2 separate regions of the Homo sapiens genome follow, and region 1 is linked to region 2. A link is a contact called in ENCODE Hi-C or POLR2A ChIA-PET data. All regions are on one chromosome and are shown on one strand. Each heading gives the region's core, a stretch centred on a gene start or an enhancer-like site at or near the end of the contact. The rest is flanking DNA. Distances are from core to core; before and after follow the strand shown.

What was found. Hi-C counts contacts between places; a loop is a spot of excess contacts on that map. ChIA-PET counts read pairs that join two places held with the same protein, here RNA polymerase II (POLR2A). Pooled maps may share reads with other maps.
Region 1: a map of heart left ventricle shows a loop between it and region 2 (3-fold over the local background). The contact joins two enhancer-like sites. A Hi-C loop is called at or near these places in 8 of 168 maps with a recorded cell type or tissue (Right ventricle myocardium inferior, body of pancreas, heart left ventricle and 2 more) and 5 of 50 pooled maps. POLR2A ChIA-PET finds 5 or more read pairs at or near these places in 3 of 52 experiments (H1, PC-9 and naive thymus-derived CD8-positive, alpha-beta T cell).

Annotation. Positions count from the first base shown.
Region 1 is chr5:1,138,038-1,141,798 of GRCh38, forward strand. It overlaps a transcript of SLC12A7 not described here. Among named protein-coding and RNA genes, the nearest start is that of SLC12A7, 28 kb to the left of the region's middle. RefSeq lists an enhancer at 2,457-3,300. Within about 2 kb of position 2,419, at least 3 of the 41 ENCODE cell types and tissues checked have a DNase peak (open chromatin) inside an H3K27ac peak, as active enhancers do; they include body of pancreas, where a contact is called at or near this core.
Region 2 is chr5:1,088,886-1,092,645 of GRCh38, forward strand. It overlaps SLC12A7 (solute carrier family 12 member 7), which reads right to left. Exons shown (of 24, transcript NM_006598.3): 4 at 97-243. Among named protein-coding and RNA genes, the nearest start is that of SLC12A7, 21 kb to the right of the region's middle. Within about 2 kb of position 1,827, at least 4 of the 41 ENCODE cell types and tissues checked have a DNase peak (open chromatin) inside an H3K27ac peak, as active enhancers do; they include body of pancreas, where a contact is called at or near this core.

The DNA.
Region 1 (3,761 bases), core at 1,169-3,668, 50 kb after region 2:
TGGTCACGCTGTGTCCAGAGTTGGTTCCTTCCAGTGGGTTCTTGGTTTATGCTGACTTCAAGAATGAAGTCCCAGATCTTTGCAGTGTTACAGCTCTTAAACGTGGCACGGACCCAAAGAGTGAGCAGCAGCAAGATTTATTGCAAAAGGGGAAAAGCGGAAAAAAACACAAACCTTCCACATCATTGAAATGAACCCCAGGGCACCACCCACTGCCGGCGGGGTGGGGCAGGGCAGGGCGGCTTTTATTCCCTTATTTGACCCCACCCACATCCTGCTGATTGGTCCATTTTACAGAACACTGATTGGTTCATTTTACAGAGTGCTGATTGCTCCATTTTTACAGAGTGCTGATTGGTGCATTTACAAACCTTTAGCTACACACAGAGCTGCTCATTGGTGTGTTTACAATCCTTTAGCTAGACAGAAAAGTTCTACAAGTCCCCACCCTACCCAGAGGCCCAGCGGGCTTCACCTCTCAACCTCATAGGGCCTCCTCCTCTGTGTGCCTCTCTCCTCGTCTGTTTCTGATTTGCCAGTGGGCTTAGAGCCCGCTCACATAAACTGGGGCGACTTCAGCTGGAGATCTTTACCCCACATGCAAAGATTCTTTTCCAAATAAGGTCATATTCTCGGGTTCCAGGAATCAGGACATAGATGTAGCTCTTTGGAGGCCACCGTTTAGTTTACTACAAACCTTGAAACCAAAACAGGATCAAGGTCCAAACTTAGAAGGACTTGGGCTCCAGAGAGAGGCCCAGGAAGCTAAGCCCCACTGCCCGACACAGCCCTGTGTGCACAGTGGGAGCCCCAGGGTGTCTGTTCAACTGCAACACACAGCTTTCTACCAGGTCCTTAACACATGCTGGGTCCTAACATGTGCCCTGAGGTGAGCCGGGGATACTCGACTCCAGGGCACTGGCCAGAAGCCTTGGACCTGCACCCACCACCCAGGCCTCTGAAAGGAGAGCAAGCTGAAGTCTTGACTTTGAAACAGCTGCAGGGGTCGCCCCTCACCCAAGCTTGGGGTGGGGGGGGGGCTCTGGGCGGCAGCAGGTGCACTTTGGGAGCCTCCGATGGTCCCCACAGCTGGGCTCCCTCCTCATCCCCATGGGCGTAGCCCACCAGGTGGCTGCTGAGTCCTCATGGTCCGTAGGCAAGAGGAAGGGGGAAAGTGTGAGCCCTTGGCCTCCACGGCAGCCGGCTGGGATCCTGGCGGGGGACCCTCGCTGGTAACAGCATCTCCCCAGGACGTGCGGCCCCAGTGCCTGCACCCAAGCCCAGCCCTGGTGGGGAGCAGCCCCTGGAAGGCAGGAACCACTCCAGGCAAATGCAGCTGGTGCTCAGCTACATCCTCACGAGGGCCCTGGGCCCCAAACCAAGAGGCGGCTCAGCCTGACAGATGCGGTTCTGGGAGCTGGGGCGGTTGACACTGCCTGGGCCTTGCCGGCTTGGCCTTCTCTGAGGGGTGGTGTCCACACAGCAGCAATGGTGCCACATGCCGGAACCTGGAACCGAGGTTGCCTCGAGAACTGTTTGGGCAGTGGCCCTAGCGGGTGTGGGTGCCGGGAAACAGGAGGCAGAGTGGCCCCCATGTTCCTCTGTAGGCGTCCGCACAGCCTGCCTTCCCCGAGTGCACACGGCGAGCTTGCTTGACCCTGGGGTGGCCACGGCCCACTTTTGTGACCCACGTCCCTCCTCCCGGCAGGCCCCGTGTCTTTGGGGAAGGTGAGTAATTCTGAATCTGGTTCCCGAGCCCCACTTCCCAGTCTAGGGCCACTACGTCCCCACGGTTCTGGGACACTTGCTGAGACAAAGGCAGATTTTGTGAGTCAAAAGGGACTTTCCACATCTCCAAACGGCGTTTCCGGATGCATGGGCCTCAGGGCTCTGATCCCAAGAAGTGCCAAGAAGACCTCTGTGGTCACAGATGCGGACCAGGCCGGGACATGCTGGAAGGTGTCAGGACACGCCCGGCCTGCACCTCTGTCTCCCAGAGCATCCCAGGTCTCAGGGCATCAAACGCTCCGAGGTCGGTGACCAGGCACCACCGCCTTGGCCTCAACCAGCACCCCAGAGGCGCCGTCCTGCCCTCAGAAGGCCCCCCAGAAACGCTGTTTCCCATCGCTGGCTGGCTGTCTCGTACCAGCCGCTGCAGCCCCGGCCCACCTGCATGCAGGGAGCAGGGCCCCATGGGAACCCAGGCAGATCCCCCTCCTGAGAAAGGTGGCCCTGCCCCAGCCAGCACATCCCAGGCGATGAGGCATGTGATCCCCATGGCCCCTCGGGTGAATCCTGACCGCCAATCTGCACACACAGCCACACCTGCGTCTCCATCTCCCTCGGTTCTGTTCCCCCCCACCGGGTCTGGAAGACACTGGTAAGCAGGGGAGGAGGAAACAGGTGCAGCTCCAGCGAGGCGGTGCTCCCTGCTGGTGAGTGGGTGCCCCCTGCTGGTGAGGGGGGGTGCTCCCTGCTGGCTTCCCCTCCCCACAGCTGTCCCTGGAGGGAGGCGTCATTCTGTAAACAGGGAGATGGGGTTCAGGACGGTGCCAGCATGCCCAGCAATCCCGGAGTTCCCCGTGCTCAGGAACTCGCACCGCTGGCTCCACGCTCTCTACTCCAGTGGGACAAGAAAGCTCTGCTCACCAGGCAACGAGAGGCGCAAGGGCGGAGCCCAGGGCCCCGGGGAGGGCTCAGGTGGCTGGCGGAGGGGGTGCAGGGAAGGGAGATTCACCCAGGAGGGCCATTGACAAGCACTGGCTGGGGAGGGATGTGGTCACTGCACCGGCATGACAGCTCGGAGTAGCTTCTAGGTGACCACGCCATGGGAGAATGTTCTGAGGGGAACCCCTTGGGAGGCTCAGCATGAGGCAGAGCCGTTGGGGGCTGCAGCCAAGGTGGGCAAGCTGGGCCTGGGCCAGTTCAGAGCAGCCAGGCTGAGGGGGAGGGTGGACACGGGACGTTTATACCAATACGCTCGGGCCGCTGTGGAAATGAGTGCAGCCAGGCTGTGCACACCACAGACACGTCTCGAAGCCTCGGGCCTGAAGTCCCAGGTCAGTGTGTGGCTGGGCTGCTCCCCTGAGCTGTAGGCGGGCACCGGTTCCGGCCTCTTCTTGGCTTGCAGGCCCCAGCTTCTCCCTGTGTCTCTGTATCGTCCCTGCTCTGTGAGTGTCTATTTCTGTGTCCAAATTCCCCCTTTTAATAAGGACACCCGTTATATTGAATTAGGATGCACCCCTGTGAGCTGTCACTTGATGACCTCTGCAAACAGCTCCCTCCCAATACCATCACATTCTCAAGTGCTAGGCAGTAGGACCCCCAGTCCTCTCCCAGTCCTAATGGAGAGATGTCACTGAGCCTGTAACTTGGCTGTCCCAGCCGTCCCTGCTGCCACGGGCACCACAGCCGCCATGGGCACCAGAGCCGCCACGGGCACCACAGCTGTCCCTGCCTCCCTCTCTGTGCTCTCCCCTGGCTTGTTTTCTGTATCTCCTGGGATGGAGGCTCCCTGGGGACTGTCTTCCCCACTGTGTCCTCAGCACCCAGACCTCACTGGGACAGCAGCCACTAAGCTTGTGTGGTCACTGAAGTTTATATTTAAGTTAAAATTTTTTTTAAAAAATGAAGAATCCAGGTCCTCAGCCACAGCAGCTACAGCTCAAGTGCCGATAGCCACATGTGGCCGGTGGCTGCTGCATAGGACAGCGTGGACAAGGAATAACTCCGTTGGTGCAGAGAGGCCACTGGACACTCAG
Region 2 (3,760 bases), core at 577-3,076:
ACCACAGCGGCCAGGGGAGACGGCATCTGGGGAGAGCCCTACTGTCCAGCTGCCACCGCCCGAAGGCACAGCCACACCTGGCCGGGGGAGACTCACACATGTGCAGCACATGGCCACGATGAGGAAGGACTCCAGGACACCAGCCACCCCCACGATCCACGTCAGGCGCAGGAAGAGGATGACGCCCAGGATGTTCTGCAGGCACGGCAGGTAGACGCCGATGAAGGTGCCCATGCGCGGAGCCTGCGACAGAGCATAGCGTGTCCCAGGGGCTCGTACCCCACACCCAGAGGGAGCCCCCTCCCCAGGCTGCACTCAGGCCCTGGGCAGGCAAAGCGGCCGTGGGGGCAGGAGGGGGCAGGAGTCCTTCCCAGAACAGATGGAGGTTCAGAGAGAGGCCCAGGACAGGACCCCTGACCATCCCGGAATGAGGGCTTAGGGGAGGGGAGCAGAACCACATGGTTGGCAGAGAACCAAGATGCAGCTGCTCCGCTGTGCCTCCCCGACGGAGGGAAACCTGTTACACTGGAAAAGTTATGGAAAAAACAAGAGGGAGAACGAGAGGGCCCCCGGCTCCGTTCCCTGGATGGCTCAGGGCCTGAGATCTGACACCCTGGGAGAGCCTGAGACTTCAGGAATGGAAGCAGAGCCAGCGGAGGGATGAGACGGCTGCTGCCCATAAAGCTAAAAAAAAAAAAAAAAAAAATCCACAGCTCAGCGTCGGCCCTGGGCAGAAACTGACACATCTTAACCGGGCACGGAGGTCACCACGAGATAACAGCAAAGGTTCAGATATCCACGTGGGGGCCACCCCGCCTGCCCCAGCACGGAGCAGGCAGCCTGCTTCAGACACCTGTGCCAGAGAGGGGGACACACCCTGTGCCCTGAGAAAACCCACATGGGCAAGGGTCAGCAGCACAGCCAGGAGCAGGCCAGCGCCTGCCAGGCAGCTCCCCAGCTCCACTCGGGACGGGCCAGGCTGGGGTAGAAGTTTCAGCTCCATCCCCACTGCCTGCTCAGCCCCACTCCCGCCATGAGCAGAGGCACGTGGCTCAGACCTGGAGGACGGCTGGTGCCAGCACAAGGTGACGTTTTAACAGGAAAACGTCTCAAGGTCAATACGGAAAAGGGGGAAGGTTTTATTTGAAGACACTTCCTGTGAACAGTGGCCACAATGTGGATCAGAACAGGCCCCGTGCGGGGCTTCGATCCTGGGGTTCACACAGCCCAGGCCTGGGGAGGATGGGAACAGGGGACCAGGTGAGGGGCAGCTCCCAGGGAGAGCACGCTGAACACCACATCACAAAAGCAAACAGGGTGGCTTCTGGGGTCACCGTGCCGGAACGCCTCCCACAGACTGGCCAAGGCTGGGGCCAGGGCAGGGCTCTAGGGCTCCACCAACTTTAGGACCCTGGGAAAAATAATGTAAGAGCAGCTCGGAGCGTGGGAAGCCCTGGATCTGAGAGCCTGGGGGATTCACTTGGTTCCCTGAGCCCTAGGTGGGAAGCAACAGGGGAGCGACTTGCTTCTGACGGGGGCCCTGGAGAGGAGAGGGTGACGGGGCTGGGGGCCGCTGCTGGGCCCTCCAAATCTGGGTATGCTTTGTTCTTGGTGCAAACGAGAGAAGCGGTGGCGGATGGTGGAGAACCGGCTTTGGGACATTCTCATTGGATAAAACTGAGAGCCCAGGGCAGAGGTGACAGCAAGGCTCCAGGGACAATTGTTGCTGTGACTTCCCAGCGAGGCTTCAGCTAACGCAGGAGCCGACAGGCAGAGCTCCAGGCAGAGACGCGGTCCACACAGGGGCCCCTGCCCTCCAGGCTCAGCCTCAAATCCCGCAGCCCCGTGACAGGCGAGTCAGAAGCTGGTTCTCGGCCAAAGGCGGGGGATCCTGACTCCTCACGGAAGGGCATGGCCGGCCTTGGCCTCTTGGTTCGCGCCTAAAGGCAACTTTTAAGGCTCAACCTGACCCAATTTCAGGCGCGGGAGGCTGGAGATGCCTGGGCCCTTGAAAAGGCTCCTCAATGGGAGCAGGTCTGCTGGGGATGAGCCTCTGAGCCTGGCAAAGAGGACCAGGGGCGGCCCCTGCCCTTCCACCCCAGGGGCCGAGCCACGGTCCCCTAAGGGAGCCGAAGGAGTCACTGCCAACTGAAACCCGCCACCGTCAAACAACAGGCCTGCTGGGGTCACGGGCCCTGGTCCCTCCACGACTGAAACGCAGGCAGCATCAGCCTGGGGTACCTGCATATTGTCCCTGAGGGACAGAGGCCTGAGAGCCACCAGCCTGGGGGTAGGGTTGCCAGGGAGGGCCAGGGAGAGCCTTCCAGGTGGGAACCTCCTGGGCCCTGGCCCACAGTGTGCCATGAACAAACACACCTGCCTGGACGTTTCAGTCATGTCTCAGTACCAAGTAGGGTGAGAGAAGCTGGGGTGTGCTCTCTATGGGCACCTCATGGCAGGCTGGGCTCCATCAGGCAGAGGGGTTGGAGCTGGATGTCCAGGCCAGTGGTGCCTGAGCCCAGCCGAGCTGGAGCTAAAGCCTGTTCCCGGAGCACTCGGACCAGGCCCGTGGGAAGACACCTGCTCCCTGGAGAAAGCCAACATCTCCCTAGGACACAAACTCCAGCACACAGGCGGACAGACAGGGAAGGCCTGTGGCTCCTGAGTTTTGGTGCCAGAGTACCAGCCTGAGCCCATGAGGCCTCAAGGTAGTGCCCAGCATGCGTGAAACCCCAGAAAGGTGCTGAGTGCTGAGCCCGGCAATACCCAGTTCCACAGCGTCCACGTGCGGAAAGGTACTGAGTGCTGAGCCCGGCACACCACCACCCAATTCCGCGGCGTCCACGTGCGGCACGGCAATACCCAGTTCCGCAGCGTCCACGTGCAGAAAGGTGCTGAGTGCTGAGCCCGGCAATGCCCAGTTCCACACCATCCACGTGCAGAAAGGTGCTGAGTGCTGAGCCTGGCAACACCCAATTCCGCAGCGTCCACGTGCAGCAGTGATGGTCCCACCCCAAGGGCTGGCCGAGCTACAGACAGGGGGGGCGGCCACAAGCTCCCCGAGCCGGGAAGGACCCAGCAGGGGAACCAGAAAGAGGTCCAGAGATGCAGCTTCTGAAGAGGCCACTACCCTGTCCTGGGACAACAGCCAGGGCTGAGGGCCCTCATCAGGCCAGGCCCCACCCCAAGGTGGTCTCACGGTCACGTCCCTCGTCTCCGGTTACTTCAACCCCAGATTGAGGCTTCTCAAAAACAAAACCAAATGTCTTCAAGTATTTTGGAAATGCAGTATTAATTCCGCTGTGTTTACAGTAAAAGGAAGGAAAGAGACATCTTGAGCGGCCTGACTTCCCGACTGCTGTGTGGGACCCAGGTCAGCAGAACACTGGACGCTGGCAGGAGGCACTCAGGGGTGGCGTCGACGCAAAGCGCAGAGCCCAGGCTGGGAGGATGCAGGGGAGGGCAAGGAGCCGGCCGACGGACGCCCCACTTGGTGGAGGTCACACGCAGCAGGGGGGCCCACCCTCCCTGGACCTGGGGGCGCCTGGCTCAGCACCTCCTTCCTTCCTGCTCACTGGCCTCTACCTGGCACTACAAAACCCTCCCTTCTGAGAAGATAGGGATCTCCTGATGGTATTTTTAGAGTTAGAAAGTTAAGGAAAATAATAGGGGAATTTAAAAATCACCCTAAAAAGCCAACGTATGCCCTTAGCTGTCTGCCGAAGGAGGGGGGCACAGGCTCGGGGCTGACTCGGGAAAT